Regions from separate parts of the Mus musculus genome. Here region 1 is linked to region 2. A link is a contact called in ENCODE Hi-C or POLR2A ChIA-PET data. All regions are on one chromosome and are shown on one strand. Each heading gives the region's core, a stretch centred on a gene start or an enhancer-like site at or near the end of the contact. The rest is flanking DNA. Distances are from core to core; before and after follow the strand shown. Region 1 holds the start of Cry2 (cryptochrome 2 (photolyase-like)). Region 2 holds the start of Mdk (midkine).

Region 1 (4,790 bases), core at 832-3,331, 500 kb before region 2:
ATGGGAGTTTAGAGGAGAAGAGAAGAATTTATTCCCTGAATGGCCATTTGTGAATGGACCACCCCTTACTCTCCCTGTTCTCTTCCTTGTAGGGGGACCCAGGGAGATAGAAAAAAAAGAGAAAAGCATACAATACCTCAAAAGAAAAAAAAAGGGGGGGGGTAAGCCGGGCTTGGTGGCGCACGCCTTTAATCCCAACACAGGAGGCAGAGGCAGGAGGATTTCTGAGTTCAAGGCCAGCCTGGTCTACAAAGTGAGCTCCAGGACAGCCAAGGCTCTACAGAGAAACCCTGTCTCGAAAAACCAAAAAAAGAAAAGAAAAGAAAAGAAAAGAAAAGAAAAGAAAAGAAAAGAAAAGAAAGGGGACGCGCGAGAGATGGTTCAGAGGTTAACAGTGTGTACGTTCCTTGCAGAGAACCTGACTTGGGGGTACTTCTCAGCACCCACAACAGGAGGCTGGTAACAGCCTTGTAACTCCAACCCCCAGAAACACTCTATTCAGGAGTCCACTAGACACTTGCCGTCACTCCTACACAGACACACAGCTAAACATGAGATTAAAAATAATGAAAAAAACCCAAGTGTTTAAAGAAAAGCATAGGGAATATCAGTTCACTCATCAAGTACTTGCAGAAGAGATTCAAAGGAGAGAGTCGGGCAGAGACTTGGATGACTTTAAGGCTCTGGCCAATGCAAGCCTCTTATGTTTGATTCATATGATCCTTCGGTACCAAGTACTGAGCTAGATTATAGTCTGATGGAGCTGACATACAATAGCTAAACAATCCCAGTACTATGTACTAAAACCGGAGGGTGGGGGGAAGACACCAAATGAGGTGAGCCCCTGTGCAGGTTGGGCCCAGGAAACTGGAAAATAACAGCTGTCACAGGGAAAACAGGAGGCACGAGGGTGTGGGCTGGGGCATGTGATGTGAGAGAACAGCATGTCCAAAGCGCTGGAAATGAGAGGCTCGTAATGACGCTGTAGTCAGAGAGTGGTGCCAATTAATGCCATTAAATTGCTGACTAAATTCTAGATTCTTTCATTGCTCATTCCCAAGATGGGGAAGGTGACTACCCATAGGATCAACACAAGGACAAATCGGAACAGTTCTCTGCTGGATAGCTCCAGCCCTCCATCCCAACTAGCCCATCTTAGCCCAAGTGCAACGGTTGCTGCACTTGTTCAATCAGCAAACTCTGCCAGAATCTCCAAAGAATCAAAGGATTCCCAAAGGAGACAGGAGAATATTGCCCTGCACATCTCTGATTCCCACATAGAATCCAGTTCAGAGTTTTGTGCAAAATAACTGCACTGTGTCTGCTAAACAGAACGTAAAAGAAATGAATTCATTTGAGGGCATAATTACTGCCTCAACCCACGTCCTCTGAAACCTTTGTCCTTTCTCCCAAACCCACTCCTGCCGCATAAAAGGGCGTCTCCTTTATCCTTATGCCTTTCTGTATGCAAATACCAAGATTCTCTGCGAGGAAGTGGATTTTGAAATCGGAAGATTCTGAGTGGAATCTTACTGGATTCATGGTATTGCGCAAGTCATTCAAACTGGGGCGCCCTAAGCTTACTTCATCTGCAGAGTAAGACTAACAAGCATCTGTTTTATTCGTGTTTATGAAATGAACGTTACCAGGATGAGATGAAAATAGAAAATAGGACAGTTTGTGTAAGGCAATCACCGCTCAGCCTCACATATGAACAGGACAATGAACTGTTAGAAAGGGCCCGGTAACAGGTCTGTCAGCCACCGGCCGGAGTCACCGCAACCCCTGTCTTTCCCGGGGACGCGAAATGCGTAGGAGATCCGAGGTCCCTCCAGACTCAGCCCACGCGGGGCGGACGCAGCGCGGTCCTGCGTCACCGGCGGGTGGCTACCAAGCGGGACCACACATGGTGGGAACGTGAGGGGGCGGAGCCTGCGCCGACGCTGCTGACCAATGGAACAGAGGGAGGGTCCCACCGGGTCTCACCCAATCACAGAGGCGATCCAGACTCCTTGGGGCGGAGTCATGCCAGGGAGAGGCTGCATCATAGGTCGCTGGGCGGGCGCTGGGCGGGACCAACGGGGCGGTCGGGCGGAGCGGCAGACCGAGACCCAGTCCAGGCGGCGATGGCGGCGGCTGCTGTGGTGGCAGCGACGGTCCCCGCGCAATCGATGGGCGCGGACGGCGCGTCCTCGGTGCACTGGTTCCGCAAAGGACTACGGCTCCACGACAACCCCGCGCTGCTAGCTGCCGTGCGCGGGGCGCGCTGTGTGCGCTGCGTCTACATCCTCGACCCGTGGTTCGCGGCCTCCTCGTCTGTGGGCATCAACCGATGGAGGTGAGGGGACCCTATGCTGCGGGGTGGCAACACCAAGCGGACTCCCCTGGGCCCAGGAACTCCAGCCTGCGGCCACTCTGACACAGCGTTTTTGCCCAGTGTGGCCCGCTCTGAACTCCTGGGAGGCCTGGGGGACAGAGGTCCCTCTATGCTGACGAGACTCTCGTCAAAAACGCGAAGTCAACCTGAGGGAGGATCTGCAGCCAGTCCCTGGAAGAATGGGGACTGGGCTTTTAGGGGTGTGCTGTGGGAGCGGAGAAAAGCTTCTTCAAGAGAAGTAGCCCCTCGTGGACCCCCCCCCCCCAAGGGCTTCCCTAAGCCTCGGATTTGTTTGACTCTCCCCCACGCCTCTTTTCCCATCCCGCGTAACCTCTCTTCACAGACAAACGTGGTGGTGATCAGGGAACCTAGCTTAGCATTAGCCGGTTTTAAAAAGACCCCAAGGGCATCATCGGGTAATGGCACTTTTGTGTTCTTGACGCATTTTTTTTAAAAAACATTGATTGGGAAAGGACATGCATGGCATGGCAGTGTATAGAGTTAAAAGGACGACTTGCAGGTTCTCACTCACCATACGGTTCCAGGGTGGAAAGCCGGGTGCCTTTACCCAATGAGCAATCTCTCAGGAGGTCCCCTAACCCATCTGAGAGGATCCCTGTGTAGTTATAACGTTGCTAGAAAGATATTCAAAGAGGGTTGCATCACCCGTCAGCTCTTCCGCCTGTTGTCATGAAGTGTTTTTTAGGAGAGCTGGGCCATTACAGATGAGACTTTTAGGAGCTGATGTGGAAAAACAAGAACACAATATGAAGATTCGGTGATAACTCCCAGGAGGCTGAACCCTTTCCCAGCATGCTGTGACATAATAAATCGGCATCTGATGTATTTTCTCTGTAACCAGTCTTCAGAAACAAGACGTTTTGATACACCATGTTCCCATCACTGTCTAAAGGCCTCCCTGCAGTAGCTTGGTTTGTTTGCATTGTTATGAGAGGTGTTTGCTTATGGCCTTGTTGCACAGATGAGTGAGGTAGTTCCCAGGAGACCGTGGCTCTCAGCGTCCACTCTTTCCTCTCCAAGAGGGGTTTGCCCTGCTAGGAGAGCAAGTGTTCCTAGTAGCACGCCTACTAAATGCCCCTTCCTGCCCCATTTACACAGAGGGAGCAACTAAAGATAGTCCTGTGAAGAGCCAGCCCACACAGTTTTCAGATTGGGCTATTACTCTGTCTCGCTCCAGTTTCCATAGATAGGAGGTTGGGTTTGACAAACACCGGCAAATGACCATCTCTGCTGTGGACATTAAACCAGGCCTCAGACTTTGCCCTCCCCTTCCTTTTGGCAGTGCGCCAGTGTGGACAGAGTCAATAGAATCTGACTCTTATTTGTTATGTTGTCATGAAGATGTTTCGTTTTTTACTGGGATTTGGGGGGAGCGCTATCTATGACTGCCTACTCCTTTGTGGTAGTGGAAATAAAAGAGCCTTTTTTCCCCCTTCACAAGGTAGATTGAACTCCAGTATGCTTGGTTTTATGGTTTTTTGATTTTTGTGGGTCACCCTTTTGTAGCGGCACTTTCGAGAGAATGAAGCAGAAAACGACTGAGGCAGCTCAGATGCTTGGGCAACATCTCAAGTCCTGTGGGAGTGCAGGTACTGAGAATGGGATTCCAGGAGTTGTAGCTGGTAGGCTGCTGCCGAGCATGGCAGTGAACCGTCGGGCCTCGGTGAGCTCCCACAGCCTCCAGAGACCTGCATCTGAGTAGAGAAAGACAAGCATAAATGGAGGCCTAAATGCCGTGAGCAGAATGGGGTGGGGGTGGAGGTGGGGAGACACAAACTACAGATGTGCTTTTAATATTTGCCTCACGTTGGAATCACTTAAGGACCCTTGAAAGCTTCCTGGGCTCCCCTCCCCCGTTTCTGCTTCTCTGATTCAGTTGCCTTGCCCTACCCTAGGCTGCCTTGGTTTTTTGGCCACTGCAGCCAAGCTTCAGAAGTGCTGCACTAAGGAACTATAGCAAGCCAGGCAACCCAGGGAGTGTGTTGCTTCAGTGCATTGACCAGAAGTCTAATTAGCTTTGGCATTTAGGAGGACAAGGTGAAATAACAAAAAAACAGATCGAATATGGTAGCTGCTTCTGAGCCCGGCATCAGGCACACTCCAGCAGCCTCGCCGTTGTCCTTGCCCCCAGTGGTTTGAGTGCGGGGCTAAATGCCATTTGTGCACAGGGTTGGAGGTGAGGAGTTGGAGGCGAGGAGTCCACCCATCCCACCCCACCTGCCCCCCTCAGCTGCATTTCTGCATAACTACAGTATGTGTAATCTTCCGGCACTGCTTCTGAGCTTGGGAGTAGTCTTAAGAGAATGGTGCTGCTGCAGCATGACGGCCCTGCCCCCTACTGCTTCAGCAACCGACTCTCTCTAGAAGGGTGGGGCCCATCTGGCAGCAGAGG
Region 2 (4,407 bases), core at 1,094-3,593:
GCAGTAAGGAAGTGGTCCGCTATCTGCTGGATCATGGTAAGCTGCGTTGCTGGGGCTGGGAGGGAGAAAGGGGGAGCCAGGCTCTTAGCATCCCCTTTCCTTTTATCTGCAGCACCTCCAGAGATCCTTGATGCTGTGGAGGAGAAGTGAGTATCTGAGACACAGGCCCCTGGTTCACCAGAAAACCACCTTCCTTCAGGTCTAACCATTTGGTCACCCAGAGCCCAAGAACCCTTTGTGGCTAGCACTGAGCACCCTTCCCCCTCTTGCCAAACTCCTGCCCTTTCTAATGGCTGTTGGGAGACTGCTGGGCAGGCCTAGAGAACTGCAAGTGTCTACAACCAGCCCCTGTTCCCCAGTGGGGAGACCTGTCTACACCAGGCAGCCGCCCTGGGTCAGCGCACCATCTGCCACTACATTGTGGAAGCCGGGGCCTCCCTCATGAAGACAGATCTGCAGGTGAGTTGCCTGGCAGAGCACAAACTCACCCTTTCCCAGACTTGGGGGCAGGGCTAGGGAATTTCAAGCTCTTCTGAGCCAACACAGTCCAGGCCCTGAGAAACCTGAGCCAGCAGGGGGAAAGCTTGTGACCTCTGAGGATACCCTCCCCCTCTGGCTCCGTAGAAGAACCCCTGCCCTTTCCTAAGGCCTTGGGGGCCCTTCCACCCTTTTCCAGGGCGACACTCCCCGGCAGCGCGCTGAGAAGGCTCAAGACACAGAGCTCGCTGCCTACCTGGAGAACAGACAGCATTACCAGATGATCCAGCGTGAGGACCAGGAGACAGCTGTGTAGTTAAGGGGACCATGGATCAACAAGGGACACTACCAGAGGACTCTCCTTGCCCATCTCACTGCCACATTCCTGTCAGATGGCTATGGGGGGACCCTGCCACAGGGAAGGAGCCCCGTGCCACCCCCTGAGAAGCTGTTCAGATCTAGGGCTGGACTCTAAGGAGCTGGACTCTCACCTGTCCCTGGTTTCATGGGGAACAGGAAACAGGCTGGGCTGGCTGGTTCCCTCCCTTCAGGGCAGCCTCCAGCTCACCACAGCAGATGGAAGGGCTGGACAGAGCTCAGCATCGATGTCAGGGAGGCCTGCACTCAGCAGGACTTTCAAAAGCCACCTGATCCTTTGGGCTCTCTGGAGGGTTCTGGGTACCTAACCCTCCTCTCTGATCCACCCACCCTGGGCATCCCAGAAACTCAAGAGCCTGCTGTATTCACTTGCCCGCTGCCCTGCTTGGCACCTACCCTGGTCTTCCTCCTCATGTATCCAGCCATTTCATTTCGGACTGTATGGCCTGGGGTGGGGGGTGGGGCTCCCACGGTGACTTGTTTACAGCTGGGTGTGACTCAGTAAAGTGAATTTTTTTTCCTTTCTTGTTTTCTTTTTTTCTTGTTGTGGGGGACTCACATGAGCAATGGTGTGTGCTGGGTAATCCTTGGGGTCGGGGAAATGGCCACCAACATCTCAGATCACTTCGGGAGATGGGTCTGCCCCGATCCTGACCTCTGCCTAGGGCCTTAGGCTCACAGCGCCTGGGGCGGAGCTGATTTTCCCGCTCCTGCAGGGATGATAACAATGAAAGTAAAAGAGGTGGGGCGGGGGCCAGGCTTGGGTTCTTTGGTCTTTTGGCCCTGTGCCCTGGAGCAGTCCCCTCCCCCTGGCTTGTACTGGGGGGGGGGGGGGGGATCTGCTTGAGGTGAGCCTGAGGCCCCAGGGTCAGGGGTGGGCGGTTATCACCTCCGGGGGAAGCCCGGTCTGGAACTTCTCAGACAGCTCTTGTCAGCGACAAGATTTACCAAACTCATTTCTATGTGCTTCCCCATCCCCCCCAACGCCCTTCCCTCCTCCTCCTCCCCCAAACCTGCACTAGAAAAAGGCTCTCGAGCCTTGCTCACCCGGAGCCATCTGAGGTCCCAGGTACCCAGCTCCCTGCCACATCAGAGACCCTTCTTGCACTCTGAGTGAACTGATTAAAAAAAAAAAAAAAAAAAAAAAACCAAGCCGGAGGTGAGCCGGGCCTCGAAGGGAAGGTTCGCGGGTGCGGTGGCCGCCCCGAGCCTGTGACACCAGGACATACTCCCGGGGCCCGCGGTGGGCAAGCGAAGTGGTGACCTGAGAGCTGACAGGCTGCGAGAGGGAAAAGTATAGACAGGCCTAGACCAGGGGAAGGGGAGGGGATAGAGAGCTGGGCCTGCTACGAGGGGACCTGAGCCAGAAGCGCACTGGTAAAACCGAACTCCAGGACCAGAGACCCAGAGATCAGAGGTGAGAGGCACAGACGCGGGAGTCCCGGCTCGGCGAGGGGCGGGAGTGGAGGCGGGGACTAGGGGGGTCTGGGGAGGTGCGGGTTTGGGGGGAGGGGGCGGGTCCTTCCACGGGATGGGGGGAGGGGCGGGGGCCCATGTGACCGGCTCAGACCGGTTCTGGAGACAAAAGGGGCCTTAGCGGCCTTAGCGGGACAGGCCGGAGCGGGAGGGAGCGAAGCATCGAGCAGTGAGCGAGTGAGCGCACGCAGTGGCTGTGGCCCCAGTCCCTTCAGGCGGCTGCTCTGCCACCAAGGGGGCTGAGGTGGGGGTGGGGGTACGCTGAGACATCGGTTCCAAGTCCTCCCTCCGTCTCCCCCTTGTCGGTCCGACGTTTTGGGCCTGGAAAGTGGGACAAGTCAGTCAAGGGTGGGAGGTCCTTCCCGCGGTTCCTAGCGGAGAAGAGACTAGGCGAGAAACTCTAACCCAGGTTTTACCCCTAGGATGCAGCACCGAGGCTTCTTCCTTCTCGCCCTTCTTGCCCTCTTGGTGGTCACGTCCGCGGTGGCCAAAAAAAAAGGTGATGGGATAGGATGGGCTCAGGAGTAAAAGCTGGGGTGGGCAGGTGAGGCAGGCCGTGTGACCAAGTGCTGGTCCGGCACGCCATGTCCTTAACTTTGTTCCTTGCGCCCTGTAGAGAAGGTGAAGAAGGGCAGCGAGTGTTCGGAGTGGACCTGGGGGCCCTGCACCCCCAGCAGCAAGGACTGCGGCATGGGCTTCCGCGAGGGTACCTGTGGGGCCCAGACCCAGCGCGTCCATTGCAAGGTGCCCTGCAACTGGAAGAAGGAATTTGGAGGTGAGGTGGCGCGCGGGAGGAGGGCGGGAAGCCAGAGGGTATGTCCTTATAAACCGGAGGCAGGGAGGACATCCACAACCCTCCTGTCTCTCACCGTGGGGCCACTCTCCCATCAGCCGACTGCAAATACAAGTTTGAGAGCTGGGGGGCGTGTGATGGGAGCACTGGCACCAAAGCCCGCCAAGGGACCCTGAAGAAGGCGCGGTACAATGCCCAGTGCCAGGAGACCATCCGCGTGACTAAGCCCTGCACCTCCAAGACCAAGTCAAAGACCAAAGGTCAGCGAATATGGTGGGGTTGTGGGCCAGGCTACTCCATGCTCTGTCTCTGCAGAGCAGTCTTAAAGTTAGGAATGGGCAGGCACTTGAGGGCCACTCTCAGGAGATGCTAAACCCTCTGCCCAAGTAGGAACTACTCTTTCTGTTGGATCATCCGACCTGGGTTCCTGGGAAAGGCTTGTCTTTGTCAACTGAGGAAGGTGGGGTGGGATCAGGGAGGAGTTAACTCTGCGCTTAAAACTATGGAAAGGCTGTCCCAAAGGTACATGCTGCTACCTGACTCCCAACAGCTATTGAGGCCAGCAGGGCAGAGGTGACTCTGCCCATTTCCCCGGTGAGGAACTTGGAGTACTCTGATCCTAGATGAAAATAGAAAGTTGAAAGTCAGGCTTGGTAGCTCGTGCCTGTAAAAAGCGGCACTTCAGGACTGAGGCAGTAACACTGCCTTGAGTTCAAGGTTACAGACTGAGAGACTTGAGAGTCTGTCTTTAAAGGGGGGGGGGGGGCGCGAGGGTTAAAAAGTTGAACGAATAAAGAAAGGTTTCATATCACATGGCTGCCCTTTCCCACCACTTCCAGGTGAACTGGTCAGTCACCACTAGGGGGCAGGATTTTCTCTCCTTGATGGACATGTCTGCGTTGTCTGGTGAGTCCGAGCTAGGTCACCCACCGCACTAATGCATCTCCGTTATTGTTTTCCAGCCAAGAAAGGAAAAGGAAAGGACTAAGTCAGGAGGCCAGAGAGCCTCCGGCCTCGCCTGGAGCCTGAACGGAGCCCTCCTCTCCCACAGGCCCAAGATATAACCCACCAGTGCCTTTTGTCTTCCTGTCAGCTCTGTCAATCACGCCTGTCCTCTCACGCCCACACCAAGTGCCCAAAGTGGGGAGGGACAAGAGATTCTGGAAAGTGAGCCTCCCCATACCCTCTTTTGTTCTCCCCACCCTGATACTTGTTATTAAGAAATGAATAAAATAAACTCACTTTTTTCCAATAAAAGCTTCTTTTTTAATATATAAAAGCCC

The links. Hi-C counts contacts between places; a loop is a spot of excess contacts on that map. ChIA-PET counts read pairs that join two places held with the same protein, here RNA polymerase II (POLR2A).
Region 1: a map of heart shows a loop between it and region 2 (2.5-fold over the local background). The contact joins the promoter of Cry2 here to the promoter of Mdk in region 2. A Hi-C loop is called at or near these places in 1 of 37 maps with a recorded cell type or tissue (heart). POLR2A ChIA-PET finds 5 or more read pairs at or near these places in 1 of 5 experiments (embryonic stem cell).

Annotation. Positions count from the first base shown.
Region 1 is chr2:92,431,360-92,436,149 of GRCm38, reverse strand. Cry2 (cryptochrome 2 (photolyase-like)) reads left to right here and starts at 2,081. Exons shown (of 12, transcript NM_009963.4): 1 at 2,081-2,338. The coding sequence starts at 2,127. It overlaps D930015M05Rik (RIKEN cDNA D930015M05 gene), which reads right to left. Exons shown (of 4, transcript NR_040621.1): 4 at 3,842-4,092.
Region 2 is chr2:91,929,795-91,934,201 of GRCm38, reverse strand. It overlaps Mdk (midkine), which reads left to right and starts at 2,343. Exons shown (of 5, transcript NM_001012336.2): 1 at 2,343-2,508; 2 at 2,754-2,830; 3 at 2,948-3,106; 4 at 3,223-3,384; 5 at 4,087-4,397. The coding sequence starts at 2,755. The coding sequence ends at 4,112. Dgkz (diacylglycerol kinase zeta) reads left to right here. Exons shown (of 32, transcript NM_001166597.1): 29 at 1-36; 30 at 113-146; 31 at 360-459; 32 at 677-1,375. The coding sequence ends at 793. Gm39876 (a long non-coding RNA gene) reads right to left here and starts at 1,985. Exons shown (of 2, transcript XR_866530.3): 1 at 1,903-1,985; 2 at 1-1,565. It overlaps Chrm4 (cholinergic receptor, muscarinic 4), which reads right to left. Exons shown (of 2, transcript NM_007699.2): 2 at 4,373-4,407.